Linked DNA regions of Homo sapiens: all the other regions are linked to region 4. The links are chromatin loops, found by intact Hi-C in ENCODE. Cell type or tissue: ascending aorta. All regions are shown on one strand. Each heading gives the region's core, and the rest is flanking DNA. Links, peaks and the distances in the headings are about the cores only. Region 1 has its middle 13 kb from the start of ACTN2. Region 2 overlaps ACTN2 (actinin alpha 2). Region 3 overlaps RYR2 (ryanodine receptor 2). Region 4 has its middle 4.7 kb from the start of HEATR1. Region 5 holds the start of ACTN2 (actinin alpha 2).

The links. Peaks named below come from ENCODE experiments on the same cell type or tissue, not always from the same donor. Only the 100,000 strongest peaks of a DNase experiment are listed, where the experiment ranks them.
Region 1: a loop joins it to region 4, with 2.3 times the contacts of the local background. A loop is called at or near these places in 23 of 110 quality-filtered maps.
Region 2: a loop joins it to region 4, with 3 times the contacts of the local background. A loop is called at or near these places in 3 of 110 quality-filtered maps.
Region 3: a loop joins it to region 4, with 2.6 times the contacts of the local background. A loop is called at or near these places in 21 of 110 quality-filtered maps.
Region 5: a loop joins it to region 4, with 2.9 times the contacts of the local background. A loop is called at or near these places in 24 of 110 quality-filtered maps.

The regions. Positions count from the first base shown.
Region 1 is chr1:236,669,831-236,676,448 of GRCh38, forward strand. No RefSeq gene overlaps it. Among named protein-coding and RNA genes, the nearest start is that of ACTN2, 13 kb to the right of the region's middle. In ascending aorta, for the core only: no CTCF peak of the experiment used is centred there; a DNase peak (open chromatin) is centred at 3,508; H3K4me3 peaks cover 1,173 bases; H3K27ac peaks cover 2,222 bases.
Region 2 is chr1:236,715,386-236,720,385 of GRCh38, forward strand. ACTN2 (actinin alpha 2) reads left to right here. Exons shown (of 21, transcript NM_001103.4): 2 at 2,473-2,587; 3 at 3,509-3,628; 4 at 4,720-4,806. Among named protein-coding and RNA genes, the nearest start is that of ACTN2, 31 kb to the left of the region's middle. In ascending aorta, for the core only: no CTCF peak of the experiment used is centred there; no DNase peak of the experiment used is centred there; H3K4me3 peaks cover 532 bases; H3K27ac peaks cover 3,398 bases.
Region 3 is chr1:237,383,500-237,390,117 of GRCh38, forward strand. It overlaps RYR2 (ryanodine receptor 2), which reads left to right. Exons shown (of 105, transcript NM_001035.3): 9 at 3,782-3,881; 10 at 4,588-4,684. Among named protein-coding and RNA genes, the nearest start is that of MIR4428, 84 kb to the right of the region's middle. In ascending aorta, for the core only: a CTCF peak has its summit at 3,288 (motif pointing left); no DNase peak of the experiment used is centred there; H3K27ac peaks cover 817 bases.
Region 4 is chr1:236,605,951-236,612,568 of GRCh38, forward strand. No RefSeq gene overlaps it. Among named protein-coding and RNA genes, the nearest start is that of HEATR1, 4.7 kb to the left of the region's middle. In ascending aorta, for the core only: a CTCF peak has its summit at 3,392 (motif pointing right); a DNase peak (open chromatin) is centred at 3,391.
Region 5 is chr1:236,682,758-236,689,286 of GRCh38, forward strand. It overlaps ACTN2 (actinin alpha 2), which reads left to right and starts at 3,742. Exons shown (of 21, transcript NM_001103.4): 1 at 3,742-4,042. The coding sequence starts at 3,917. RefSeq lists a silencer at 3,598-3,687 and an enhancer at 5,326-6,529. In ascending aorta, for the core only: no CTCF peak of the experiment used is centred there; DNase peaks (open chromatin) are centred at 3,604, 3,894, 4,314 and 4,724; H3K4me3 peaks cover 3,410 bases; H3K27ac peaks cover 3,321 bases.

The DNA of each region.
Region 1 (6,618 bases), core at 983-5,982, 64 kb after region 4:
GGGAAGCTGAAGCTTGAAGAATAATTTGTCTAACATCACGCTGGTAATAAGTGATAATGCCAGATCTTGAATATAAATTCTGAAGTCCTGCCGATGTGAGACGTGAGTTTGATCCTTATGGTTAATAGTTTGCTTATATATGCCTCCAATGTATATTTTTAAGCTTAAAACATTAACTGGTTAATTAAAGGTGTTATGATCGATACTACAGCACAGACTGTTTAAACACTGTGCTTCTCAAACTTTAATGTGCATACAAGCCAGTGATGATCTTGTTAAAATGCAGGTTCTGATTTGCGAGGTCTCAAGGCTCTGCTGTGTAAAGCTCCCAGGCGAGGCTGCAGGTCTGCAGACAGAAGCATTTGAAATTGCAAGGATTTAGCAGATTTTTGCCAAATAAACAATGACTTATAATGTGAGGGGGAGTAAAGTGTGATTTAAAATGTCCTGGACTAGGGATCAGGTTATGTTGGCTCTAATCTTAAGAAAACACTTGCAGATGCTAGAACTTGGAGTGACGTTAGCGGTTTTCTAACCCAAGTTTTTCATTTTCTACATGTATGGAAATCAAGCCCGGTTGGACGTGATGGCTCATGCCAGTAATCCCAGCACTTTGGGAGGCCGAGGGGGGTTGATTACCTGAGGTCAGGAGTTTGAGACCAGCCTGGCCAACATGGCAAAACCCCCATCTCCACTAAAAATACAAAAAAATTAGCTGGGTGTGGTGGCGGGCACCTGTAATTCCAGCTACTCAAGAGGCTGAGGCAGGAGAATCGCTTGAACCTGGGAGGCGGAGGTTGTAGTGAGCCAGGATCATGGCACTGTACTCCAGTCTGGGCAACAAAAGTGAAATTCCGCCTCAAAAAAAAAAAAAGAAGGAAATCAAGCTCAGAGTGATAAGGAAAGCTGCCTGGAGTCACATAATTAGGGAACTGGAACCTGGGTCCACGTGGCTCTAATATCAGTTCTTTTTCACGAAGCACACTGCCTCTCTAGACAGTAGTGATAATTAGAGCTGGGGCAGACTCCTTAATCTCTTAGCTTCAATATCCTTATCTTTAAAATGAGAGGCCTGGATATGAACACTAAGATTCCCCTATCACTAATACTCGCTAATAGTTAATCTCCCTTATTTCTCACATTGGAGAAGAGTAGAGGGAGAAAAAATGAGTCATCTGCTGCTATAGAACTTTAGACCAAAGACAATTAACCCAAGCACAAAGTAGTGTTTAAAATAAAATGTCAAGTGCAGATGTACCCTGTCCATAGTTAGAAGAGAGTCCTCTGGTTCTCGGACCCTATCAAGTGAGAAAATTGTATTGCCTTTTGCCTCATAACACTTGTATTATTTTCAGGTAAGTTGCCTTAAGGACTAAATTACCGGGGGAGACTTGGAACTTGGCTTACTTTCTGTGACTAAGAGACAACAAAACTCATCATCGAATCCCTTTATCATTGCCAAGTCTTGCAGAAGGAACCTTTAATAACCCTTCAGTGGTGGGCTTCCTACACTTCCTCCACCACCTGACTTTTTTCTGTCTAGATCTTCAGGGTCCATTATGAAGCACTGGAAAAGAGACACTCAGTGTAATTGATCTTTGAAAGATGTGCTTGGAGATTTCTCTTGGATAAAGAAAATAAAAGTTTCTAACAATTTTATGATTTTTCAGATAGCAAGTGTATTTGTATGAATGTTCAGACAAAGATAATGAAAGCACATTACTCAATATAATGTACAAAATTAAGAAAAAGAAGATTAAAATAGAATGGCAAAATTTCAGGCTTTCTGCCAAAATGAAACAAACTAGCCTTTTGATGCATTCGGTAGATCCATACATCCTGATTACAATTTGAATAAACAATGGCTATTTCTTCTTTCTAGAAATGGGATCTTGCTAACTTGCCCAGGCTGGACTCAAACCCGGCCATAATAACCATTTTTAAATCTCCATTTAAATCTTGATGAAGGTTTGTCCTACCAATAGGCTTTGTCCCAAGCATAGAACCTTATCTATATAACATATCTTTATACCTATATAACCATACCTATATAACATACCTGAGTAGCAGATTCTCAAAAGGCAATTTCATCTATGCCAGGGCTGATGCCCTCCAAATCTCTCCTCCAACCAAATCACTCTCCTTGCCCTAGATCCACAAGTTGGGTCTGACCATTGAACGTGTCCCCAAACTGAATTCACCATCTTCCCTATGACTTCTGCATACTCCTATACCTGTTCCTTTCTCTCTATTGTCTCAAGGAGTGGTACATCCACCCACTGGCCAAGTCAGGAACCTAAGAGGAAACCTAGATTCCTTTCTCTATCTTCCTCTGCCTCCATCAAATCAATTAAAATATTATCTTTTGGCTGGGTGTAGTGGCTAACTTTTGTAATTCCAGCACTTTGGGAAGCCAAGGCAGGAGGATCGCTTGAGTCCAGGAGTTGGGGACCAGCCTGGGCAACATAATGAAACCCCGTCTTTAGAAAAAAATAAAAAAATTAACCAAGTGTGGTGGTGCACACCTGTGGTCCCAGCTACTTGGGAGACTGAGGTGGGAAGACAGCTTGAGCCCAGGAGTTCGAGCCTGCAGTGAGCTATGATCATACCACTGCACTCCAGCCTGGCGACAGGGCAAGACTCCATCTCAAAAATAATAATAATAATAAAACAAAAAATACAATAAAACATCCCCTTCTTTCACCTTCCAGATGTCTTTCATGCCCATTTCCTTGACTCCATCCCCACTGCCATTGTTCCAGCTCCCTCTTATCCTCTGCCACTGGAATGATCTTTCTAACATGGTAATCCAACCGTGTGTACCTGAGCAAATTCTCCAGTAGCTCCTCCTGACATATAGAACCAATTTTTATGGTGCAGTGTGGCATATAAGGCCCCTCCTCATGGTTTGCACCAGCCCACGTGCCCATGTGTCCAGTTTTATTTCCTGCCATGCCCCATTGTGCCACCTTTCAGGCTCAGGGCTGTAAAGGGGCTCCATGCCTTTGCACGTGTTGTTCTTTCTTTCTAAACACTAACCCCGGTTTACTAACCTGGGAAACTTCTACTTGTCTTTCACATATCAGCTAAAATCCCACTTCCTCTGCAAAGCCTGTCTTGCCCTATCGAGTCAGACCTCATTCCAATCTTCCTATACAACCTCACATTTGCACACACTCCCGTTAATGCTCTTAGATGATTGCACTAGAGCTCTTCGTGTGTGATTCTCTCCTCATTAGCTCATGAGCTTCTTGAAGGTGAGAACACTTTACTTTCTTCTTGGTATCACCAGCACCTACCATGGTGCTTAGCACTTAGAATAAGCATAAAAAACATTTGCTGAATAGAGACATGAATGAACGATATTGATATATATCACTCATCACTCCTTTTTGACCTGCCTTATCCAAATTGCTTGGCTGAGCCAGAACTGATTAGGAGAAAATTCTAAAAATTCCACTTTTGTTACATGGGAATATTCCTAAATTGGAGTGGCCCAGGGAGGTGGGTCATTCGAAAACGAAAGTTGAAACTACTTTCCCCCAAGCTCGTGTTTGGAAAATTCTTTTGCCTTGTGTTTCCTTATGGTCTCTGGAGAGAATCATTAGACTAAATACAAGAGTTGCATCAGAGGAGACTTGAATACCTTGGATCAGAATCAACCAGCTAAAATGAGATAGACTGAGAATACTGCTTTGAGAAACAGTGTTATAGTGACTCAGAAGTCTGATATCAGATAGATCTATGTTTGAATCTTGACTGCAACATTTACTAGTTGTAGGCTGATTTACTTATTGATGGCACAGTGATTTTTTTTTAATGGTCTACTATGTTGCAGGCATCGTTCCAGATTCTGGGGACAGTGAGAGCTAACATTAGTGAAGCATTTAGCACACACTTGGCAAATATCATGCTCTTAACATGTGGTAGATATTATTATTAGTAAATCCATACTAGTCCAGACATCCAAAATTCAGACAGTGATGCTCCAAGAAACCATAAATATACCAGTGGCATTAAAGATGTTCTTAAGGAATTATTCGAGCCACCACCTGAGTTCCAGTCAAAATTAAAGTCTTTGCCCACCTCTCTCACTTCCTCATTGTCTTCTAGCACTGTGCCCTGGTCTTCACCGTCTAACATCCTACATCCTAAAAACATCCTACATCCTAAAAACATCCTACATCCTAAAAACAGTGCATATATCCTTCCATTTTTCAAAAGTCCGAATTACATCTCCCTACTCAGAACCCAAACTCAGATTCATCAAGTCTGTCTCAGACATTGCCTGAATCAAACAATTGGCCCAGATGGATATTCATGAATGGGTGAACTTAACCCCTATATGCCCTCCAACTTCCCAATCCCCACTGGAAAGTAAGAGTGCACTCCTGGGGCTATCTTAGCTTGAGTGGATCCTGAAGGGCATGTCTGGCAGGGAGAGGGCTGCTGCCCTAGAGATTCAAGTTTATCAAAATGGAACGGAAGTAAAGTCAGGTGGGAGACATGGTTAGAAAATGAGAGAATAACTGAGGTTGACATTAGGAGATAGAGTAAAAAACCAAGGAATGCAGGAACCAGGGAAATGGGACTAGAACCTGGGTGGACTGAGCAAATGGGAGGAGACTTCTGGGAATGCCTGGGGTTCCCAGGCATTCAGGGTTGCTGCTGCCCAAGTGTTTACTGGGCTGTGATACACAGGTAACCTGTAGAATCATCTATACCCTAAATGAAGAACTTAGCCATCTAAACAGCTCTCCAGCTAGTGGAATGTTTGGAACACAATTTTTGAGCTAATAAACTTCTGAAACTCCTTGCCATCTGAAATTTCAAAAGGACCTATCTCCTTCCCCCTCTCTTTCCCTCCTTGCTGTCCCTTCACCCCCATCTCTCCCAAATACATGCAAAGGTGGATGGTAAAAAAAAGTTCAGGCTGGGTGCAGTGGCTCATATCTGTAATCCCAGCATTTTGGGAGGCCGAGGTGGGTGGATCACTTGAGGTCAGGAGTTCAAGACCAGCCTGGCCAACAGGGTGAAACACCATCTCTACTAAAAATACAAAAAATTAGCTGAGCGTGGTGGTGCGCACCTGTAATCCCAGCCACTTGGGAGGCTAAGGCAAAAGAATTGCTTGAACCTGGGAGGTGGAGGTTGCAGTGAGCCAAGATTGTGCCACTGAACTCCAGCCTGGGCAACAGAGTGAGACTCTGTTGCAAAAAAAAAAAAAAATTAATCAACCTTACTGAGACAACACTGCATTTAGGAATGAAGATCTCCATGCAGGGATATAGAAAGATATCCAAGATGCAGTGTTACATTAAAAAAGGAAGCTGTACCACAGTTTGTATAGTTTAATCCTATTTAAGTTTTTAAAAAATAATAGTTATGAGTTAATATGCATAGAAAAATTCTGAAAGGATCACAAGACTCTGTTAACATTGGTTGTTTGTATGGTTAGGAAAAAGCATTACATTTATAAATGCACACTTATAAAAAACAAATGGTTAAGCCCTATTGAACAGCCGCATTTGCATTAGATCAAGCACTATTGAACAGCCACATTTGCATACCACCCACCTGTACTTTTTTCACTTTTTAAAGGGGCTCTGCACTTCATGGTAACTCAAGAGAACTGTAAACATCATCAATAGGAAAGAGAATGTGGGTTGATGCAGAATCAGTGCTGAAAATGCCAAGGATGTCTTCTTGTGTTAAGTCTGTTCTTAACAATAAGTAACAATTATTGGATTGAATTTTATCTTTTGTTATTTTACCTATACTGTCTTCTGACTCTGTGAAAAAGACCTAGGTGTCTTAACTGATGGCAAGTTCAATAGAAGCTTCTGTAGGCGGACAAAAAAATCAAATGCAAAGTTAAATTGCACTACTAGATGTGATGTTCAGTTGTTGATAATGAGTGTTCTTTGAGCTGGCAAGAACGCAGCTAGTAATAAAGGCTACCATTTATTATAAATGTAACATGTACTCATTGTAAAAAGAAAAACAAATAGTACAAAATTGTATGAAATAAACACAGTTTAGTTCCCCCATCTTTCCACCCCTACCTATTCCCCACAGTTCTCTGATAGGAACAGTTTGGGATGTTTTCTTCCAGATGCAAATATTTCATCTTACAATTCGTTTTTCATTTCTAAATCACAAACATCAAAATTGAGAGATGTTTCATAATCATTAATCAGTCCCCTACACATGGACATTTGTCTGGATCTGTACGGTAGATTCAAAAAGCAGAATTTCTGAGTCAAATGGTACAATTACAATTTTTGATTAGTTACAAATCCTTTCCAAATAGGTTGCATCGAAATCACCTTTTAGAAACAGTATATATACATGCAGAAGTTTGTCCAGAAAAAAATTAAGAAGGCAATGTGACATAGCTGTGGAATATGTAGCTTTTGTAATAATTAATAATTCTTAATAGATGCTATTATGGTGAAGAACCCTCCCACCTCGGCCCATGAGTCAGTAGGACCACAGGTGCTTAGACATCTTCTCTGGAGCGACTAATAGGTAGAAGTTACATCACTTCTTCCAAAACTAAGATGAATTCGGGGAACCATAGATTGTTCAATTTGGTGAACTTTAAGAAAAAAGGAT
Region 2 (5,000 bases), core at 1-5,000, 110 kb after region 4:
ATATGTTAAAAAATAAGTAATGAATTCTTATCATAATCTTACCTTCAAAAAACAAAACTTAATTATCTATAGTGTTGTCCAGTAGAATTTTCTGTGATGATAGGAATGTTGTATATTTGCACCATCCAATACTACTAGCCATATGTGGCTTTTGATCACTTAAAACATGACTTGTGCAACTGAGGAGCTAATTTTTAAATTTTATTTTAATTAGTCTAAGTTTAAGTGGCTACTTCTGGCTAGGAGCTACCACACTGATTGGGTATAGATCTAAAGTATATGGCTTAAGACCGAGTGTGGTGGCTCATGCCTGTAATCCCAGCACTTTGAGAGGCCGAGGCAGATGGATCACCTGAAGTCAGGAGTTTAAGACCAGTCTGGCCAACATGGCAAAACCCCGTCTCTACTAAAAATACAAAAATCAGCTAGGTGTGGTGGCAGGCACCTGTATTCCTAGCTACTAGGGTGGTTGAGGCGGGAGAATCACTTGAACTCGGGAGGCGGAGATTGCGGTGAGCTGAGATCATGCCACTGCACTCCAGCCTGGAAGCAAGACTCCGTCTCAAAAAATAAAAATAAAAAATAAAAATAAATAAAGTGGATGGCTTAGAGTATCTTTTCTGTTTAGACCTGACTAAAGCTTAGACATAATTGTTAGTTTAGGCTCTCAGGGTAAAATTTATTACTGTAAATCCAAAAAATCCCTTCTTCTTCTTTTTTTTTTTTTTTTTGGTCCTTGAATTAAATGCTGTCACCTCCTTCTTGAAAGGAGAAACTATTAGTCAGATTTGAAAATCCTCTTTATCACCCAGGAAAATCATTTTTATGGACACTTTGTCTTTCTGTAGTCTGACTTAGAAGCAGCCTGTTTTTGATAGGTTGAAGTTTTCATCTTGAACACAAACCCTGTTTGTGTGTCCCCTACTCCCCAGTTTGATGTGCCAGGCACTTTGTTCTCAAGCCCAGCAGCTGTTGTGGGATGAGGGGACATTTTGCATGCTTAGCCAGCAGCTGCCAGAAACATTTCTAATCTGGTTTTGGCAGGAAATAGGGCACAAGTGGAAGCCAAGTTAAAAGAAGCTGGAAAAATAAACAGAATAACTTTAGATGTCACTTAATATATGGTCCATTTTCAGCCGAAGATTTGCCCTAGTAATTTGTTAATATGACTGGACTGTGATCCCTTCCAAAGGCAGGGTTGAATATAGTCACCTTTGAGATCCAGGATGTAGTCCAGTGCTTGGAATATGCTTGTAGGAGGTTATTGTTATTATTTTTTCAATGATAGACTATACTGCAAATTTGTTTAATTGATTTAATTAGTAGCTTAAAACTGTTGTTCACCCGAGATAAACTAGTTCTAGGTTATCACTGGTTATGGGTCCCTTCTCTCTTCTTTCTGCTACACAATATCACCCACCCTCTCCTCTAAAGCAACACATTTTGAACATTTTTTTTTTTTTTTTTGAGACAGAGTCTCACTCTGTCACCCAGACTGGAGTGCAGTAGTATGATCTTGGCTTGCTGCAACCTCCGCCTCCTGGTTTCAAGCTACTTCCCTGCCTGAGCCTCTTGAGTAGCTGGGACTACAGGCACACGTTACCACACCCAGCTAATTTTTGTATTTTTAGTAGAGACGGGGTTTTACCATGTTGGTCAGGCTGGTCTCGAACTCCTGACCTCAAGTGATCTGCCCTGCCTCAGCCTCCCAAAGTGCTGGGATTACAGGTGTGAGTCATCACACCTGGCCTTTGAACATTCTTCAAACATTATTTAGACTGGGCATGGTGGCTCATGCCTGTAATCCCAGCACTTTGGGAGGCTGAGGCAAGAGGATTGCTTGAGTCTAGGAGTTTGAGACCAGCCTGGGCAACATAGCAAGACCCCATCTCTAAAAAAAAATTAGCTAGGTGTGGTCGTGCATGCCTATAGTCCCAGCTACTTAGGGGGCTGAGGCAGGAGGATCAGTTGAGCCTGGGAGGTTGAGGCTGCAGTGAGCCATGATCACACCACTGTTCTCCAGCCTGGGTGACAGAGCTGGATGACCCTGTCTCCAAAACAAAACAAAACACTGTTATTTATTCATCTATTCTGCTGCAAGCAAGCATATTTTGCATATTTGTGAGCAAGAAATAAGCACATCTTAATTTAATCTATCTTTTCTACAAAGTAAAAGGGTTTCAAAAGGTGAAGATACAGGTATAAATGTGGTGTCTTTTTAAATGGAAGGCAAAAATTCTTCAGGTTGGAATATCCAATAAGAGAGTCTTTATCTCTAAAGTGGAAAATTTACTAAAATCGTTCTTTTGGGTTTCCAGTTCTTCTTTCCATCAAATTCTGCATCCTCTAGAAGCCCAAGCAGCCCCAGCCTTGTAGATTCCCAAGAACGTGTAAGGTGTCAAGTGTCGTCTGTGAGGAAGGGATCTGAAATCCGATGGACCTGTGCTAAACCGTGTTTGGTTTTCTTTGCAGACCTTCACTGCCTGGTGTAACTCCCACCTAAGGAAAGCCGGCACCCAGATTGAGAACATCGAGGAAGACTTCAGGAATGGCCTTAAGCTCATGCTGCTTTTGGAAGTCATCTCAGGTTGGTGTTATATATCCCATCCTATGCTTTCATGTGTTATCAGTAGGTGAGCATCTATTTAAAGATGACTACATCAGAAGTTCGCTTTGAACTTGGCTGGGCAAGAACATGGTATTATTGCCAAAGAAAACCTTTCCAAAGAACAATCTGCCTGGAGTTATTTTTCCGTTCTAAAAAAAGGAGTGAATTCTCTTTAAAAATCACTTATTAAAATAATGTTTATACCACCAAGCTTGAAACAAAATAAGAGAAGAAAAAATGACTTCACACGACTCCCTCCATGCTGCCCTTTCTACTCTTCGTCCAGCTAGAGTGTATTCCAGAAATCATCTTGTATCCAAAAATCTACTGTACATGTTGGCAGAACTCTGAACATATAAGCTAAAATCCCAGTGGGGCTATGATTTGTCCTGAATTTCAGTTGGCTGATTTAGACTTTGGACTAGAGAATGGATCACCTTTGGAGAAGTGTGACTGGGAAGGATTATGGCAGATCTGCCCTGATCCATCTGTCTTCATAATCAGGTGTCGAACGAGCCCTGGCAGCCACCTCTGTGATTTTAACTGGCCATCCTGACTTCCTCTAACCGTTAGCCAGCAACTCTGAATACTCCAGGGACTCTAACCAGCTTCTCTTTTTACTCATTTGTAAGTTGGATCATGGGCCAAACCAGACTCTCCCTGCAGATCTGAAAAGCATGTGTCCTTCATAGTATGGCTCCCTGCTGGTCCATTTGATTCTGAAAGTTTCTGGGTTAGTGTTCCCTCATTGCTGTGATTTAGAGAGACCAGGCACACATCAGAAATAGTCATGTAACCTTCTCTTTTTAAGGAAAAGATGGATGCTTAGTTTTGGCATCTTGATTCCGCATCAAGAGGTCACTGTCTCTATGTCTGCATGATTCTCTTTTCATCCAACAGGGGAAAGGCTGCCCAAACCTGACCGGGGAAAAATGCGGTTCCACAAAATTGCTAATGTCAACAAAGCTTTGGATTACATAGCCAGCAAAGGGGTGAAACTGGTGTCCATTGGCGCTGAAGGTGAGAGGTGTGGTGGGTGGTCCTGTCTGCCACACTGACCTAATAGCGTAGGTGTGGGCTGCGACTTGAATTCTCCCCTTCTTCCCTCCCTTTCACCATTTACTGTACCTGCCTTGTATCAGGCTCTCTCTTAGGGCGCTCGGTGCACAAAGATAAGAACAAATGGTACCATGAGTGGGAGACCAAGCTCTAGGTTCTTTGTAAAGCATAGAATTAAATATAATGCTGTCATCTTCAGAAGACTTAAAGGACTGAGAAAGAACTTACACATCCCAATGACTCTTAATAAGAACTAACTAATAGGAAGGAAGTGGCCTCTTTGTTCTCTATGGGAGACTGGGAATTTGGTGAGGTCAGCGGGAGCTGAGATTTCCACCCATATCTCTGTATGCACAACTGAGTCCTGCTACTTGTCAGCTGCGGAATGCCGTAAGAAGGGTCAGGGTAAAGATGAGACTGTGTTCTCTTTATTTGATTATTTAAAACTTTAGCTCATGGCTGGGCACAGTGGCTCATGCTCATCCCAGCACTTTGAGAGGCTGAGGCGGGTAGATCACCTGAGGTGAGGAGTTCAAGACCAGCCTGGCCAACGTGGTGAAACCCCATCTCTACTAAATTTACAAAAAATTAGCTGGGTGTGGTGGCGCATGCCTGTAGTCCTTGTAGTCCCAGCTACTCAGGAGGTTGAGGCAGGAGAATTGCTTGATCCCAGGAGGCGGAGGTTGCAGTGAGCCACGGTTGTGTCACTGCACTGCGGCCTGGGCGACAGAGTGAGACTCCATCTCAAAAAAAAAAAAAAACCTTAGCTATTACATCTTAAAACTTTGGAAACTCCCGGGTGGTTTTCACTGATAATACATATGCAAGATTTGTGCTTATTATTAACTTAGAATTTATTTAAACTAGAGACATTTGGTTATGAATACTGTATTTATAACCAGACATACTGCGGTGCTTATAAAAACATAAACTGGTCTTTCCATCCATATGCACATTTTCCAATAGCTCTGAAGTCAACATTTATATATAGGAAAAAAGTTACGTACAGACTATGTTATCTTTACATTAATTTGTTGTTTTCTTACCTGCAGAAATTGTTGATGGCAACGTGAAAATGACCCTGGGTATGATCTGGACCATCATCCTTCGCTTTGCTATTCAGGATATTTCGGTTGAAGGTAAAAGACATGGTTAAAAGTCTAATTGTATAATCTGTAAATTGAGCTTGTGAATTAAAATTTGAGCAAGATGTTTTAAAGTCCAACAGTCACTTACATGATTGAATGAGAGACATGTAAGTGGGTTCTTATAAATTTTGTATGTGTATAGGAAAAGACCTCGGCAGCACTGTTTCATTCATGGGGGTGGAATC
Region 3 (6,618 bases), core at 946-5,945, 780 kb after region 4:
GCTCGCTGCAAGCTCCACCTCCCGGGTTCACGCCATTCTCCTGCCTCAGCCTCCTGAGTAGCTGGGACTGTAGGTGCCTGCCACCACACCCGGATAATTTTTTATATTTTTAGTAGAGACGGGGCTTCACCGTGTTGGCCAGGATGGTCTCGATCTCCTGACCTCGTGATCTGCCCGCCTTGGCCTCCCAAAGTGCTGGGATTACAGGCGTGAGCCACCGCGCCTGGCCCTTCAATCTACATGTTTAAATACAATATCCTCTGAAGATTCATGTGCCTATTAGAGCTTGAAAATCACTAGTCCTGGGATCAAAGTGAGACCCGGGTGCCCAGAGATTGGTGCCCAAAGCCCTTGTACTGCTGCTGGTGGACTGGTGCTACTATATTTTTGTGTAAATCCTGCAGTGGTTACATATTTCAGCCTAAGGCCGACTTGGCTTTCATCCTCTGCCAGTGTCTGTTTTTGCTTTAAGGATAATTCATCTCAGTTTCAGTAACTGAAACTGTTGTTGCTTTCTGAATATTGCATACCACAAGCCTGACGTGATGTAGTTTTTACCCAGACTTCCCTTTGCTGTTTAAGCAGCAAAATTGGAAGCATTCAAATTAGAATATTTTCTTCAGAAGAGTAGACCTTATTTAGAGAACTTTATATGACTGTAATATGATCTTAAGGACATATTTGGGACCTTTTCCCACAGACTGAAATTTTCATATGCTTATGGTTCTCTCATATTTATTATTTATCTTCAGGCATAGATATGATTTGGAAATTGCCTTTTTAACTCCGTCACCTATTTTATTACTGCTGTAAACTCCTTATTACCTAAAATCAAGGTCGTTGGTTTGGCGCCAGCCTTTGTCTGTGGACCTATCAGTCATTCCACCTCTTAGCATGTGCTGTCAGCCCCAAAGACAAAGCTCTCGGCTGTAATGTATGTCCCCGTATCTCCACCTTTGTGCTCACGCTCTTGTCTTCAACACATTCCCCTTATCACACATTCCCCTTCTCAGAACTTCTTAGAGGGCCAGGGGGCCCAGCCCACTTCTGATAGCAAGGTTTCTGGTATGTTAAAAATAAAAATCCCCAAATGGTTTACAAAAATTTTTGGTATGTTTTAAATATTTGCACATAGCGCATTCACATTACTAATCTACATACTCAAATCCAATGTATGTAGACACTTGTTTGGGGACAGCAAATATATAAATGTGAGACACAGGCCAAGTGATCCTACTGGCTCCCTCAAAGCCCCCAACCCATGAGAAACTCTGCTCTCATTTTGTTGTCTGCAGTGTTCTCTCCTTACAATTCCTGTAGCACGTTGATTATGATTTACACAGCATTTTTAAAGGCTTTTTCCTACCTTCCATATCCATTTATTTATTTATTATTTTATTTTTTTTTGAGAAGTAGTCTCGCTCTTTTCGCCCAGGCTGCAGTGCAGTGGCGTGATCTCGGCTCACTGCAAGCTCTGCCTCCCGGGTTCACACCATTTTCCTGCCTCAGCCTCCTGAGTAACTGGGATTACAAGTGCCTGCCACCATGCCTGGCTAATTTTTTGTATTTTTAGTAGAGACAGGGTTTCACCATGTTAGCCAGGATGGTCTCAATCTCCTGACCTCGTGATCCACCTGCCTCAGTCTCCCATAGTGCTGTGATTACAGGCGTGAGCCACCATGCCCGGCCGTATTTATTTTTTAATTTAATTGGTACATAATTTATTTTATTGGTACAAAATATCACATGTAGCCCATAAATATGTATATATTTTACATATGCATATACATACACAAAATACACAAAATGCTGTACCTCAGTATATAAAAAGTGTTGTGTGTAATGTTTGAGGTGATAGATATCTCAATTACCCTGATATGATCACTGCACATTGTATGCATGTATCAAAATATCACATGTGATATGTTTATATACTGAGGTACAGCATTTTGTGTATGTATTTTACTCTATGAGATTACAAGCACCCTTGGGGTGGAGAATGTGTACTATTAATATACATAGTACATTCAGTGAACCCATGATGAATTAACAAATGATGGTAATCTACTTATCATAATATTACATGAGCTTTCACTTGGACACAGATATGAGCACGGGTATTTTGAATTATTTTCAGAGTTTGGTTAAAATCGGTGTCATTCACATGGATTTGTATGTGTGTGTGCCTGTGCACGTGCTTTTTTTTACACTAGGTTATTGAAATACGAGTATTTATGGAACAGCTTAAAATGTGTGTTTTTATGTTTATGATACTTTGATTTTATGATTTTTGTTAGCTTCTCCACATACGTGTTTACTGGATAACATTGCCAGATGCTAGGAACACAGCTGTGAACCTGTGTCAGGTAGCTTCTAAAAGGGAAAAAGAAAATAAGCCCAAGAATTTCACTGTGTGATAATTGCTTTGAAGGGAAATATATTCTGCTTGTTTGTTAAAGCAGATGGGATATGATTTATTTGTAAACAATTAAACAGTTTTAACATACTGGAGAAGAAATTGAGTCAATAAAGGAATCTTAGCTGGGATTACAGCTAAGACTGTAAGAATGACAGATTGAAGTAAAGAAGAAATTGTACAAAAGCAGGCAGCTAGTTGAGGTTGAGGAGAGGAATAAGAGCAAATTATTGCCAAGTCTTATGTATCAACTGGTAAACTTTCAATCTTATTCATTGGAAAAATGACTGATAAACACTGTGTACATATCACAATGTTTAAAGTTTCTTTGGTTTTATTTTTAAGAGAAAGAGAGTGAACGACCTCTTCTTGATGGTGACTTGAGAATAGTATCTTTATGTTAAAGAGACCCGTAGGATGTTTAAAAGGCCTGTGGAGTACACCTAAGGTGACTACTTTAGGCGTGACTGATCATCTAAATAAGATGGTCAAGATTTCTGGGAAATTTCTGGTCTGATTAAAGTCTGTGAAAACTTAGGCTGTCATCAGCATTGGCAAAGCATTGCAGAAACATTGCAGGGATATTGGCGATGTTTACTGAGAAGACTCCACGAAAACAGGTGGTTGCTCTATGTATGTTTGAAATTCTAGAGGCAGCCAAGTTATGATGAGTAAAATAAGCAAGTAATTTTGTTTTTCTTAGTTAACATTTGATAATTCAGTCTTATGGCTCTAAAAGATATTAAGTATGTTTTATTTTAATGTGTTTCTATTTTTAGGAAGGAAAATCTGAAATGTGCTAGTATCTGAATTTCGGAAGAAATGTAGCTTGGTTTTAGATAGCTGTTAGGAAATATCGCCATCTAATGGCTTTTGCATCAAATTGCAGATAACAGTTCCTGAAGGACTCCATAAAAGACCCCATAAGACGCCTAAGGACTTCATAAAATGAAGACTCCATAAACTTGGTCCAATAGATTTCACTTACTTCATCATCAAAAAGCTGTCAGAGTGTGATATGTAGAAAACCTAATTATAATTTTAAGTGCTCATTTTGTTCATCAACCATCGTTAAAACAAAAATAGTATCTTGTTACAAATAAACTTATTTAGTGTATTCATTTATGCATATTTTGATTATTGACTTAAGTCAGTAACTGTTAGAATGAAGTTTAAAAATCCGTAAATTCAGAGAGGAACTTCTTTTCTTCTGACTAGTTTTTTGATTCTTGAATGACAGGTTGAAACAGATGTTCTCTATGAACATAACCAAATCAGCAACGTTAAGTTTGCATTCCTAGAAGCACTTACATGTTACAGCTTACCAGAGCCTGAAGTGATGCCTCCTTTTGCCTCTTGATACAGCACTTGTCTTATGGCAACGGCAGCTTACACGTGGATGCCGCTTTCCAGCAGACTCTCTGGAGCGTGGCCCCAATCAGCTCAGGAAGTGAGGCAGCCCAAGGTAAAAACTCCACTTCAATTAGAGGGCCTGTCCTTGCTGCAAAGTTGACAGTCATCTTTGGAATTGTGATAATGAGCTGATTGTTAATTAGAGCTTTTTGTCTGTGTCTAAATATTCTGTAATGCAGATACCTGACATTTGAGGATCTTGTTTAAACTGCTATTTTAACAGTGAAGCTTGGGTGAAGATTAATCTTCCCTTATTTTTATGCTACTGTCAGCTTTAGTTTATTTGTGTATGCTTTATGTGATAGCTTCCTATGGATTGTTTTCTTCAATTTTTTGACCTCAGAGTATTGCCTGGTTGGACTAATGTCAAGATTTCTTATTTTCTGAGGTCATGCCTTATAGCTGGAATACGAATTTTACAAAGGAGCAGGGTTTCCTAGGGAAATATCTGTATATGTTCTGGTTATTCCAACTTACATAGGTTCACATTTGATTCTAAATGTGTTTGTATGTTTAACAGAGGATTTTATGTGTCTGAGGTCATGCTTTTAGTGGGAATATCCCTAACTGTGGGACTCGGGCACCCAGGACTCAGAGGGAACAGCAGGCACTGTCTATCTCTGTGACCTTGGCCAGGTCCTTAAGACTCACTAGACTTCAGTTTCTTTACGAAAGTAGAAGATTGGACCAGATGATCTGTCTGGCTATCAGCACCTGACACTGACAGTCCAGACCTGAATGATTTTTTATCCTTACAGGGTATCTCATTGGTGGTGATGTCCTCAGGTTGCTGCATGGACACATGGACGAGTGTCTCACTGTCCCTTCAGGAGAACATGGTGAAGAGCAGCGGAGGTTAGTACCTGAGCTCATTGCATTGAGACTTGCACTCTTTTGCCTTGATGTAATGTTTTAAAAACTAGGGATCTATTCATTCAGGCCAGTAGCATCATACAAGATGGGCTACTGACATTCATTGATTCACTGAAGTGATCCATTTGTTGCCCCCTCTTAGCTTTTTCTCATGTTATATTTCTATTACCTACCAACAGAAGAACTGAAAATTTTTGTATAATTAAAACATATTAAGAAACACTGAACAAAATTAACGAAGTGAGAAGAGTGACCACATTGCATTAAACTACTTAGAACTTCATTAAATGCTCATTAGTTTTGATTAATTTTCTTTTTAGAATGTTTAATCTCAAACTCAGTTTTGAAGTCAGAGTTCTCAAATTGCGTACAATTTTAGGACCCTTTGCTATGACCTCTCATTTATTGATACAGATGATAGAATTGATCACTTTCTCTCATATTTAATCTGATATAATACCTCTCTCATGTTAATTTATTTGGCACTGGGACAAGATTACAATAGTATGAATCTACTGAGAAAAGTGCACAAATATTACAAAACCATAAAAATATTTAGAATAGTTTGCTACTGCTCTACCTTACAAATTAATCAATGAATGTAGTAAGATGAATATGTAAATAAGAGATTGCAGTGAGAGAAGGTACTGTGTGGATGGTTTGTTATGTATCTTTAAATCTTTTAGTGGACATTTTTCATATTAACATGGACACTTAGGTAACTATTAGTTAATAATTATTTATTTTTATAATTTAATAAAAATACATAGGGACCATTTAGAAAATTAAGAGTCATTTAACCAGCTGCATAATCTCAGGAAAAGTCCCTCTGAGACCTGGGTACTGGGTCTTAACCTCTGTTCCCAGGCAGACCTAGATAATGGTCAAGAGTGACATAAGTCCCCTGGAAACATTCCGTAAGCTAAAACTGCCTCTTTCAGTAGGTTTAGGAAGAAGATGTCGATGGTGTCAGTAGGGTTTGTATAAAAGATAATGGAGATTTTAAGACACTTGGATAAGGAATTAGTTTCAAACAGAAATATAAACTTAAGAACTAGAGAGATGTCAAGCATATTCTGGGAATAGCAATTATTCCAGAGTGATTAGGGGGAAAATGGAGGAAAAGGTGGAAAGTAGACAAGAGAAAGATCCTTAGTGCCATTCCCGTGGGCTGGCTTCTATTCTGAGGTTGTTAGGAAGGGATGTGGGGATCAGAGTGGAATAGTTAGTTCTCTTTTAAAATAATAACTCTGTTAGGCAAGGAGAACTTAGATTAGAGGTGGGGAGAATCTGAGTCACGGAAATGAAATGCAGTAATTCGTGTGACAAAATCCAAGAACTTAGCCCAGATAATGCCATCAGAATGGAGAGGTTTACTTGCATCATAGACATTTAGATAAAAGTGATGGGTTTAGGGGAGAACTAGACACAGGCTGTGAGAGAAGGTATCTAATCCAGCGCCATCTTTTTTTCTGCCTCAGGGGAAGACAGCTGGAGCTAAGGATTGCAGGAGATGGTACATGTTTGCTATGAAAGATGGAGTTAAACTTTGGTTACAGATGAGTACAGTCTATGAGACGTCCAGTAGGAAATTGGGATGTCTGAGTCTTTAACTTAACAAAACTTGGGATGGGTGCAAATTCTAAGTGTAAGGGGGATATTTAAAGGAATGGGGTCTATCATATGTTCATCAGATGGAGAGGGAAGAGCTGGGATTAGATGTGTTTGTCGATTGGGCATGGCCTTATGAAGGCTGTAAAGACCTGGAATAGCCTAATCAGGCAGGGGGCTGAGGATGGATTCCTACAGAATGCTGATGTTTAGGATGTGGGCAGAGAAATAAGAGTCAGCAAGAGAGTCAGAGTGATAGTTTAGTAGGGAACCAGGGAAGTTAGTCATTGAAGTCAAAGGATTGG
Region 4 (6,618 bases), core at 878-5,877:
TCTTTTCATGTGGTGTTGAGTGCCTTGCAGAGAATAACATGAAAATTCTAGTAGTACCTATTTCATTCTTACAAACATATCTCTCAAAGGAATTTTTTTTTTCTTTCTAACATGTCACAGGAGTTTTACCTTTACAGAAGCAATCAGCTTTCGGTACTTTAAAAGAAATGAACACCAGGTCTGTTTCATTGATAAGATAATTTGCTTTTTTTGCTTAAAAAATACCCTATATATTTTTTAAAAGCTTTATTTAAGTGAAACTTGAAAAAGTGCTACAAAGATTTGACTCAGTCCTTCCTATGTCAGCTGTGATGGTGTATAGTGCCATGCCGAATTTTACTTTGGAAAGTAAAAAGGAAAACAAGTCAGATGTTCATAAATGTAATTTTTTTTTAAAAAAAAGCTTTGGTTTTAAAAAAAATGTAATAATCTTGAATTATATATTTTTATCTGACGGACAGATGTACCAAGCTGGTATTTTCTTCATAGCCATTATCACTACTTGAAATGACCTGATTTGTCTGTTTGTTTACCTGTTTATTTCTTGTATTCCCTCACTATAATATTGGCTTCAGCACGTTGGCATAAAGCCCATCCCTAAGACTTATGGAGCCTGAGAAAGAGTACAGATGGACTCACTGCTGTAGGTGTAAATATTTAAAAGTTATAAATTAACTTAACACATTATTAACTAGGATATGCTATAACTCTCAATATTGGTGAGTAAACATTTATAATGGCAAAATAAAAATGTTTTTACATAGATGAAAATCAGCAAAATCTGATTGCATTTAATTATATCATTCCTGTCCGGGTGTCCTATTGATTGGCTGATTATTTTGGATGAGTGATAAAGACATCTATAGTTAATACATTTCCTATATATTTAGCCCATGAAAATTTACCTTCATTTCAGCAAAATTACCATGTATGCTGTTTGATCAAGATTTTCATGTAATTGTGTTCTATCAGAAATAATGATCAAAAAGGATTAAAAATAAAATTTAATTATATTCCAAACATATAGTTTGAATGTTTCAATAAAAATATAAATTAAATTAAAAAGCAATACATTAAATCTTTTTCACTTTTTTCAAAAGATTTACCTTTCTTATAAGATGTAAAGTATAATTAGTGACAATATTTTTTTTTTGTTTTGAGATGGAGTCTTGCTCTGTCGCCCAGGCTCGAGTGTGGTGGCGTGATCTCAGCTCACTGCAACCTCCGCCTCCCAGGTTCAAGCAATCCTCTGCCTCAGCTTCTCAAGTAGCTGGGATTACAGGTGCCTGCCACCACACCCAGCTAATTTTTGTATTTTTAGTAGAGACGGGGTTTAATTAGTGACAAAATTTTAAGTAAAATAATTTAAATAAATCTAAAGTTGTATTTGTTTTTTTGGTAAATATTACTTAATGAAATTGTTCATTAAAGTAAATTACTCACAAGCGTATCATTCAATGTCCACCTAGTTGCCAGTGTAAAGAATTGGTATCACCCTTTGTTCATGTTATGTCTGTATCTACCTATTTTCAAATTTCAGAGTCATGTGAATTGTTTAATATTGTTAAATGTTCCTCAGCAACCATATCTGATTGTTGAGAATTCTACACTAATTCCTGAGTATATCCAGAACCATAAATTGGGGGGAAAAAAAGGAAATAAGAAATTCCATGTTTGGAACTACTTAGATATAATACTTTATAATGCAAAAATATGTTCATGTAGTTTGAAAGGAAAAGTGTGACAAATTAACTTTTCTTTTCTCTTACCTAAGCATTTCTGTATTCAGCATCCTGGTCGGGTCCCGGCCAGGTGCGGTGGCTCATGCCTGTAACCCAGCACTTTGGAGGCTGAGGCGGGCGGCTCACCTGAGGTCAGGAGTTTGAGACCAGCCTGGCCAACATGGTGAAACCCCATCTCTACTAATAATACTAATCCTGACTCTACTAAAAAAAAATTGGCCGGGCGTGGTGGCGCACGCCTGTAATCCCAGCTACTAGGGAGGCTGAGGCAGGAGAATCTCTTGAACCGGGAGGTGGAGGTTGCAGTGAGCCGACATCGCGCCGTTTGCACTCCAGCCTGGGCAACAAGAGCGAAACTCCGTCTCAAAAATAAAACGAAACAAAAAACAAACAAAAAAACAAATTCTCCCTATGCTCTTAGGCAGCGTCCGGAAACAGTACAATCCACGGATATTCAGTGTATTCAGACAGGGTTGTCTTTTACTTTCAGGACAAGGGACAAGAGACCTATTTCCCACAAACTTAAATGCATAAATCATGAGGGTCTATGTTTAGGTTTATAGGTTATGCCACAGTAGTGCTAAATGGCAGGTTTTGAAAGGCAGGTTCCCACATTTTTAAGCAAATTTATTTTGTATGATTTGTGATATGCAGAGATCACGATCTAAGGATGATGTTGAAGACTTTCTCGTGTTTACTACTAAATCCTAACTACCAAATAAAGTACCTGGAACGTGGTTAACAATACATATTTATTTATCGAATGAATGAATGAATATAAATGTGCATAAGCTGTATCTGTATCTCCTTCCTGTTCAAGAAATGTGTATCAGAATTCAAGTGAATAAGTGTAGCATTATTATAGGAATAACTTAGAATTATTCTAACTATAATAAAAGTAAAATTTTCACAAACTTCAAAGTTTAATTATTAGTAGAGTGTTTACATCATATATCACAACTGATGGGATACCATCCACTTGAAAATATATCTGTTGCTGGGCTCAGTGGCTCACGCTTGTAAACCCAGCAGGTTGAGAGGCCAAGGCTGGCATATCGCTTGAGCCCAGGAATTCAAGACCAGTCTGAGCAACATGGGGAAACTCCACCTCTGCAATGAGCACAAAAATTAGCCGGGCATGGTAGCACGCCCTGGGAGGCTGAAAATGGGAGGATCAGTTGAGCCTGGGAGGATCAATTGAGCCTGGGAGGCAGAGGTTGAAGTGAGCTGAAATTGCACCACTGAACTCCAGCCTGGGTACCAGAGGGAGTCGCAAAAAGTAAAAAGAAAGAAAGAAAGAAAAATAACGAGAAAAGAAATAGGATGTGTGTAATTAGCAATGTAAAGTCAACATATGAAATCTACATTTTGGCAATATGCTAAAAAAAATTGACTAGTTAAATGATTGAGAAGTATGTGTTTCGTCATATTGCATCCCAAACAAATTTATTTGCATTTTTATAAGCTTGAGCACTTGTGCTCTTGCTACCAAAAAATTTATAATTTTTTTTTTTTTTTTTTTTTTTGGTTATTTTGAAATGTACTGGGAGGGAGCTAGGAATTAAAAAAAAAAAAAAAGATTTGGAAATCAACAGGAGCAAGTTCCTGAAACATCTTTGGAAACCGGCAGGTGGCACCAAAGCATTTTCCTGACCCCAGAGGGCATTCAGGGTATCCCCAGTTGCCTCATGGAAGTATCAGTTTTCACACTTTTTAAAATGGAAAATTATATACAATTATCTAAAAATTGGTTCATGAAAGCTTCCATGTGTCATAAAAATGCCATAAAAATAATGCCTTCGAAGGTTGTTTAGAGAACTACAGGACTTAACAATATTTAGATATTCTTGGCTAATGAGAATCATTCAAAGTCATTGTTTAATAAATACATTAAATTTAGATGTGGGTAGCCTGAATCCCTTTCTTCTCTCATCCTCACCACATTCTAAGTTAGCTTCTATTGACTATTTGCCACTGGGGACACTTCTTATTGATGAGGGCAATGGTGAAGTAGAGAACTGGGAAAGCCAGCAGGTGAAACCAGCATATTTATCATATAAATATGGTAGCAAAGAATTATCCAGGACAGTTTTGGGGAGGAGATGAGGGACAAAGGACTTGGTTCTATGTGAGATGGTTTTGAAGGGAAATTTGGGACAGAAAGAGTTTTGGGAGGAAGTTGGAGAGAAGGGCAACTCCCTGTGTGAGATAATATTACATACTAGATGGATAGGAAATAGAGAGAAAAAAAGATTTTTGTTTTATGTTTGGATTCTTCCTTAGGTATTCTTAAAAGACTTATGTGAAAATTTCAATTTATTTTTAGTTCTATTTGAGAGTGACTAGTATTTCTTTTTTTCTTTTGAGATGGAGTTTCACTCTTGTCCACCAGTGGTATGATCTCAGCTCACTGCAACCTCCACCTCCCAGGTTCAAGAGATTGTCCTGCCTCAGCCTCCCAAGAAGCTGGGATTACAGGTGCCCACCACCACCCCAGGATAATTTTTGTATTTTTAGTAAAGAAGGAGTTTCACCATGTTGGCCAGGCTGGTCTCAAACTCCTGACCTCAAGTGATCTGCCTGCCTCAAACTCCCAAAGTGCTAGGATTACAGGTGTGAGCCACCGTGCCCAGCCACTAGTATTTTTTATAGTGAAATTCTATGTTGTGGCTGGTTTCGAGACCCAGTAAGCCAGTCTAGTTTTATGTGGGTTATTGGAAGAAAGAGACAAAGATATCAGTATTTCCTAGTTACATGATTATATACCTAGAAAAGCCAAGGATTCCATTCTATAAACAGCTGGAATCAGTATGGAATATAGGAAACTAGGCAGCGCAAATATACACACACAGATACATATATAATGTGCTGCCAACATTTATCTACAACTGTAGGAAAATAAGCTGACCAGAAAAAGAGCCAATTTCCAATAGCAACACACACACACACACACACACACACACACACACACACACACACACAGAGTACCTGAGAGTAAATTAAACTTATAAGAAGATCTTCATGAATAAAACTATAAAACCTTATGGAAAATTAAAACAAAAGATTTTTGAGTGAGTGGAGAAGATGGATTGTTATATCAGATGGATTGTTATATTATGTTCCTGGATAGGAAAACTAACGTGTAAAATGCTTATTTGCCAACCCTAAGTTAATTTACATATTTAATTCAGTCTCAAGAAAAATCCCAGAGTGGTTTTTTAAATTTGACAAAATGATTCCAAAGTATATATAAAAGGATAAGTATAGTAGAATACCTTTAAAAAATTCTCGGAGAAACATTTAATGGAAAAATATAACAGGGTATATTAGCATTATCAGATATTAAAAATATGTGGCAAAGCAGCGGAAGGTAAAGGAGTATAGTTCCAGGGTAAAAACTGACAAATAGATCCCCAGGACCAAATAGTTAATTCAGAAATGGACTCCAATATATGTGAGTATTTAATATAGCACAAAAGAAGCATAAAAAAACCATCAGGGCCGGGTGCAGTGACTCACGCCTGTAACCCCAGCACTTCAGGAGACCAAGGTGGGCGGATCACCTGATGTCAGGAGTTTGAGACCAGCCTGGCCAACATGGCAAAACCATGTCTCTACTAAAAATACAAAAATTAGCTGGTTATGGTGACCGGCGCCTGTAATCCCAGCCACTGGGGAGGCTGAGGCAGGAGAATTGCTTGAAACCGGGAGGTGGAGATTGCAGTGAGCTGAGATTGTACCACTGCAGTCCAGCCTGGGTGACAGTGAGACTCTGTCTCAAAAATAAAGAAATAAAAAACCATCAGGGAAGAAAATGTTCACTAATTAATGTTAAGTAATTAACACTAATTAAGTTAAGTAATTTTGGTGGAATAAAAATACAACAATAGATATCCATCTCAATCTATACACAAGAATGGAATCCAGAGTACCTAAATAAATTACGGTTTTGAACAGGATGGAATAACAGAGATCATATTTATTCTCCCATTGGAAGTAACCAAAAAATGGATGCAATATATGAAACAATAGTTTTTAAGACTCTATCATCAGGCAACTAAGTTACTAGTGAGCCCACACAGATATGAAATAAATGAGGTGAGCCTAGGAGTGCCCCAGTTTACTGCCTTGGGAGAGTTTCCAGACAGCCCAAGGAGGAAACCCAGGCAAAGCACAATCAACCCTCTGAGCTGAAGAATATTCAGCCGAGTACTAGTCAGGTCTTCCTTGTGGGAACACTACCCAAAGCTGAGGAAAGAACCATCTGAAAGGATTAGAGGAAGCAATACCTACATTCACAGAGCTGGGAATAGAGCCTGTTCCTACCAGTGAGATTGAAAATCTCATGATTCACAGTGTTGTGCAAAGTATACTGAAGGGTCTGGCCTCACAAGTGAGGAATAATTGGCTCTAGACTGAGCACTGCTCTGGACCCACCTAATACATCTCAAAGCAAAACCTGAAAGATAAAGCCATTTTCAAGACCTAGCCACATTCTAGAACAATGCTCAAGAATATCTATCTGTAGGATATACAAAAATATCCAACACCCAACAAGGTAAAATTCCCCAGTGTCTGGGATCCAATAAAAAAATTACAAATCATGCACAAACCTAAGAAAATACTACCATCATGAGGAGAAGCACCCATTGAAACGGACCCAGAACTGACACAGGTGTTAGAATTAGTCAACAAAGACAATTAGTATAACTATATTCCACATGTTCAAAAAGTTAAATAGAAACATGGAAGGTTTTTTTAAAGAGAACTACATTGAACTACCATAGAAGAAAACTATAATGTATGAGATGAAAAATACACTAGATGAGAAGAATAGCAAAGTAGATATTATAGAGGAAAATATTAGTGAAGTTGA
Region 5 (6,529 bases), core at 1,530-6,529, 77 kb after region 4:
GGGATTACAGGTGCCCACCACCGTGCCCGGCTATTTTTGTATTTTTAGTAGAGACGGGGTTTCACCCTGTTGGCCAGGCTGGTCTTGAACTCCTGCCTTCAGGTGATCCGCCCACCTTGGCCTCTCAAAGTGCTGGGATTACAGGCGTGAGCCACTGCGCCTGGCCGTGCTCATTTCTTAAACCTGTTTTCTCTCTGTGTGTTTCATACTGGATTTTTTTCTACTGCTATGCCTTCAAGTTCACTCATCTTTTCTAATGCAGTATCTATAGGCAAACGCGTTTAGTGTATTTTAAAATTTCAGATGTAGTTTTCATCTCTAGATATTAAATTTTTCATATCTCCTCTGTCTCTACTTGTCAGGTTCAATCTTTCCTCTAGCTTCTTAAATATATGGAATATAGCAATAATCACTCTTTTAATGTTCCTTTCTACTAATTCTATCATCTGTGTCAATTCTAGGTCAGTTTTGATTGATGGATTGTTCTCATTATGGATCATATGTGCCTGCTTCTTTGCACACCTGTGAAAAATTTGGTAATATTTCACAGGTGGCAGAAATTGCAAATTTTACCTTTGGGTAAAATTTGAGTGTTGAATGTTTTCATATTCCTATAGATATGTTTGAGCTTTGATCTGGGACATGGTTAAGTTACTTGGAAATTACGATTTTCAGGTCATGCTTTTCAGGTTTTGCAGGCAGGACAAGTACAATATTTCATCAGGAGCTAATTTCCCTCCAGGTTGGAGTACTCTGATGCTTTGTGGATTATAAGGTTTTCCACCCTGGCTGATGGAAACAGGAACTATTCCTGGCCCGTTATGAATTTAAGAATCATTCCTTCTATTCCTTTCGGGACCTTCTTTCCTTGGCCTCAGGCAGTTTCCTCTCATGTATTCACTGATCAGATTCCAGGGAACAGCAAATCTCCAGGATTCTCTCTCTTTGCAGCTCCATTTTCTGCTGTAATTGGCCTTGCAAATTCTAATGTTTGGTCTCTCTGAACTCTCAGTTTATGGAGACCAGTAAGCTGTGCCTGGGTACCTCTTTGTTGCATTGCATCTTGAAAGTTTTCTCCAGACTGTAAGCTGGGGCAATTGCAGTACTCACATCATTTATTTTCTGCCTCTGAGGGTTCATTGTCCCTCTTTGCCTGATGACTAATGTCTTGAAAACCATTGTTTTATGTGTTTTTTTCCCCAGGCTTTAGTTGTTTCAGGCAGGATGGTAAATCTGGCGCTGTTTTTTCCATCTCATGAAGTCCCCACGTTAATTTTTGAAAACTAAGTTGAACGATGTAGCACTTTTTGTAATTGTACATCCAATTTCTTTTCTTTTCTTTCTTTCTTTTTTTATTTTTTTTTGAGATGGAATTTTGCTCTTGTCGCCCAGGCTGGAGTACAGTGGCGCAATTTCTGCTCACTGCAACCTCCACCTCCTGAGTTCAAGCGATTCTCCTGCCTCAGCCTCCTGAGTAGCTGGGATTACAGGTGCATGCCACCACAGCCAGCTAATTTTTTTATTTTTATTTTTTTTAGTAGAGATGGGGTTTCATCATGTTGGCCAGGCTGGTCTTGAACTCCCAACCTCAGGTGATCTACCCACCTCGGCCTCCCAAAGTGTTGGGATTACAGGCCTGAGCCACTGTGCCCGGCCCAGTTTCTAATAGGTAAAATTTATTGATCCACTTGTTTCAAGAGTATGATTTTAATCCAAAATATAAACTCTAAATTTTAAATTTAAATCCAAGTAAATTAGCTCAGTCACTATTTCCAGGGATACTACTTCTCTCAACAAATGAGCACCACTGTGCGGTGGACACGCCTGTAGTTGCTGGGGTCTACAACTGTGGACGAGACAAAATCCCTGCGTTTGAGGAATTTACATCCTAGTGAGAATGTTTTTGAAAATGTTAATGTGGCGGGGCGTGGTGGCTCACACCTGTAATCCCCACTTTTGAAGGCTGAGGCAGGTGGATCACCTGAGGTTGGGAGTTCGAGACCAGCCTAACCAACATGGAAAAACCCCGTCTCTACTAAAAATACAAAATTAGCCGGGTGTGGTGGCACATGCCTGTAATCCCAGCTACTCCGGAGGCTGAGGCAGGAGAATCGCTTGAACCGGAGAGGTGGACGTTGCGGTGAGCCGAGATCGTGCTCTTGCACTCCAGCCTGGGCAACAAGAGTGAAGCTCCATCTCAAAACAAAACAAAACAAAACAAAGTTAATGCAACCTGTTTGCTAATTGTTATCTTTCTGCATAAAGCCCCAAACAGTAACGGTGAGTGATGTAAAAATTCTAAGGAACAATGATAAATCCAGACAAACTCAACTTGAAACATGTCCACAAATTAGTAGCCCTGAATCACAAAAAATTCTGTAGCATCTGTGGGCAACGTTTATTCAATTGAGATATAAACTGAATTGCAGGCAGGCATCCCATCAGCTCGTCTGGTGCCTAAGGCAACCTCTGGTTTACAGTAGTTGCTTAATACATATTTGATTTAAAAATTTCAGCCTACTTGTCCCAAGGGTCCTCATTTTGCTTCCTGCGGCAGCATAACTGATAGGGAACAGCTAGCCAGCACTAGGGGGATGAAAAGGCGTTAAGTGCAACCCACAGGGCGACATGGAAATATAACACGAAGCTGGCCGCTTGCCCTTCATTGTCAGCTCTCTTAAATTTATGCCCGGTAGGTGAGAGCTGACACTTCCTGCCTTTGGTTTGGTTCCTAACATTTTAATAGGATGGATCCAAATCCTGTGCCTTGATTTCCCCAGGTGAGGGTGAGGAGGAGAGAAAGAAGAGGGGGGTTCTGTAGCTTTTAAACTTTACTCCTTAGGGGCCTGTATGTATGTATGTGTGTGTGTGTGTGAGAGGGAGGAAGAGAAACAGAGAGAGAGAAGAGAGAGACAGAGATGAGAGAGGTATGAGAGACACAGGAGAGAGAGACAGATGAGAGAGAGAAAGAGAGACACGACAGAGAGAGAGAGACGAGAGAGAGAGAGACACGGGAGAGAGAGACAGAGGAGAGAAGAGGAGAGGAGAGAGACACGAGAGACAGATGAGAGACAGTGAGACACGAGAGAGAGAGAGAGATGAGAGGAGAGAGAGACATGTGAGAGAGACACAGGAGAGACAGAGATGAGAGAGAGATATGAGAGAGATCTATGAGAGAGAGACACTGGAGAAAGAGGGACAGAGATGAGAGAGAGACAGACGAGAGACAGACACAAGAGAGAGGGACCGATGAGCGGAAAGAGAGGCACGAGAGAGAGATGAGAGAGAGAGAAGAGGGGTCTCCAATGAATATGTGGGAATATATGGAAAACGCGAATATCCAAATGATATTTGGAAAACTTGGCTGTGTTGGGGTGGTCAGGGACCCAGCCTCTTAGGTGTCCCTCCCCTGGCTCGCGATCACCCACCCGGGACACCGACGGACCCCGCGCCGCTAACCAGCCGCTCTCAGAGCGTGGGTGGCAGGCGTGGCTCTGCTCGGGGCCGGCCGCTCCCCTCACGTTCCCGGAGGCCTCGGCGGAAGGCGTGCAGGCGGCCTCTGGGCGGCGGCTGCAGGGGAGACAGTGGAGGGGCCCGGCGCCCTTGTCCGCCCGCACGTGCTCGGGGCGGGGCGGCTGGGGCCCGACGGGCGGGGCCGGGGGCGGTGGCGGCGGGGGCGTGGCCGGGCGGCCACGTGACGGGCGGCGCGGCTATTAAGCCGCGCGGCAGCTGCTCGCAGCCGGAGCTGGTGCTTCGCCCGAGACCCAGCGCCCAGGCGTGTCGCCCCGAGAGGAGCCGCGCGAAGGTCACCCCGCGCCCGCCGCCCGCCGCCCGCCGCCTCCGTGGGTCCGTTTGCCAGTCAGCCCGTGCGTCCGAGCCCCTCGCGCCCCGCCGCAGCCCCGGCCAACCGAGCGCCATGAACCAGATAGAGCCCGGCGTGCAGTACAACTACGTGTACGACGAGGATGAGTACATGATCCAGGAGGAGGAGTGGGACCGCGACCTGCTCCTGGACCCAGCCTGGGAGAAGCAGCAGAGGAAGGTCAGCAGGGGCCCGCGGGCCGCCCGCGCGTGGTGGGGCCGGGTCCCCCGCGGGGCTCCCGTGCGCGTGGCCGCGTGGCCTGGCGACTGGCGAGAGGGCGCTTTGTGGAGGTGCTGTGCTGTCCTGTGCCCTCGCAGCCCCGGGGGCCCCTTAGGAAAGAGGACACGTCCGGGGACAGGCAGGACACTGGGCGTCGTGTGTGTGCGCGCGCGCTAGCAGCATCGGAGGTACAGATGTGGTTCTGTTCCTCACACCAACCCGCGTTAGACCAGATCTGAAGGGGTCTCTGGTCTGCTCCTGACCCCTTGAGTCTGTGACCTTGGCCCCCGAGTTATACTCTCCTGGCCCGCTTGTGTCCATTTACCCCAGCCTCTCTCTTCCCCATTGAAAGAAGCAAAAGAACATCAGCTTCATTGCAATTTCCACCGGGCTGCCCCTAGAGTCATGGAAAGTCATTTATTCAATCTTTTGGGTTCCTTGGAGAGGGATGTTGTATGAACACTAGACATTTACCGATAGTGACAATTATTTCACACTCTATTTATAATTCATTGAGGTAAGCACACAGGGACGAAGGAGTCAGCCAGCTTCTAAAAGCTCCCTCCCCATTTTGATTGGCGTTCTCTGGGGGCCCAGTGGAACATTCCACTTTTTCAAGGTTTCCTCTTGATCCTCTTGGCTGGAATAAATAGGGAATGCTCACCAGGAGGCTTAATCCCGCCTCTTACTTGACTAGGCAGGGAGCCTGGTTGGGTCAGACATGACAACAGAGACCTGCCAACCCAACCTTAAGATAACGGGGTTATGGCAAAAGCCAAACGCTCTGAACTTTTTTCCGCCTATTTTTCTGGGCGTGGGGCAAGATAGATTTCCCTTCTAAGGACCTGCTTTAGGTGGATAGCCTGTGGTGACCATAGTGTGTATGGGAATCTCTGTATAATGGGTACTGTAGCTGATTGTGCGATAGTATTTGGTGAATAGGGGTATGATGGTGGAGAACACACATCCCAAACTCCTCTCGCAGCAAACAGCGTTAGCTGGAAGGAGAGATGATTATCAAATAACCAAGCACTATTTTTATATCAGGATGTCTCTTGTCTACCCTCTCTCCTAAAATACCATTTACTATTATTATTTTAAAGCTCTAATTTAGCTACATTTCAGTCTCTCCCCGAGTTTCTTAAGGCTTTTACCATCCCTACCTTTCTTAGAAAATGGGAGTAATAAATAGAAAAAAACAAAACTTCAAGCCGTCTACTATTGTTTAAAGGACTGATTGTGAAGGAAGTACGAGGCATGAGGATTACTAATGTGTCATCTGGACCAGCTGATGCATCATCCATCAGCACGAAGTTAAAAAGTGACTTTAATTTTTAGCAGTGAGTGTTTTTTTTTAAAAGAATTTCCCCAAATTTTGATTACTGCACTTTTCATGGATTAAAAAAAAAGATAACTCCCGGGTCTTTGTTTTAAAAATTGCTTTCTTATGAGGAATTGTAAAATAGCTAAGGAATTGGACAGGTAGTCTGCCCATCATTTTTGAAAGTGATGGTCTAATCACAGTGCTTTCTGTTGCCTTTTTTTTTTTTAAGTACAGTACAGTAGCAGGATAGAGGTAATGACAGTTTCCAGAGGCCACATTGACATCCCTTCTGCCATATTTAATCTTTTAACTTATTTGCAGTATTTTTGGATATATGGCTTCGAATTCTTTTAGGTTTGGGATTCCTATGTTGACTGTATTATTATAATTGCATAGCACTTGAAGTAAAGTTGATTATTTAAAAATAACATACTTCCTGATCCCAGTCCAAAATAATGTTAGAAAGTTTAAGGTGAGAATTTTTTTTAAGATAGTTTGAATGTTGTACATGCTTGGGGGGCAAAAACTACATTAGGAGAGATCTAGAAGATTCTCTATTTCTACTTTTGGTATAGACCCTGCTCAAGTCAGTAAAATAATATTGAACTGTGAGCTCAGTGTGGCCAGAGCAGTGGCCTCTATTTATGTCCCATGAGACAAACTGCTGGAACCGGACAAGGGTAAAATACCATTGTTTCTATTGTGGGCTGCCTTCTCCACACTTGCCATTTCAGTGATATGCTGGGTATGAGATCTGTCAACAGATGCTGGTAGCACATGATGACGTCCGTGGCGTTATAATGGATGTGATGCCTAATTATATCTACAGTTCAGAGAGTCTCATGGGCTATGGTAATCCTTGCTCTGTGGTGTGGAAGGAAAGCCTTGCTGTAGAAGGACTTTATAAAAGTGTAATGAGTTTTATAAGAGAAGGGAATGCAGAAGATAGTGGGTTTAGCATGAGTGCGAATAGGCGTTTCAACGTGTCTACCTTCTCTTTCAAGAGTGTGTTAGGAAGAGTGTGTTACACAGAAGAGTGTGTTAATAGGGTTAGGAATATTTATATTTTCTATAAAGAAGTATTTTAATTCATACAACTCAAGGGTAGAAGAAAAATGCCTGCA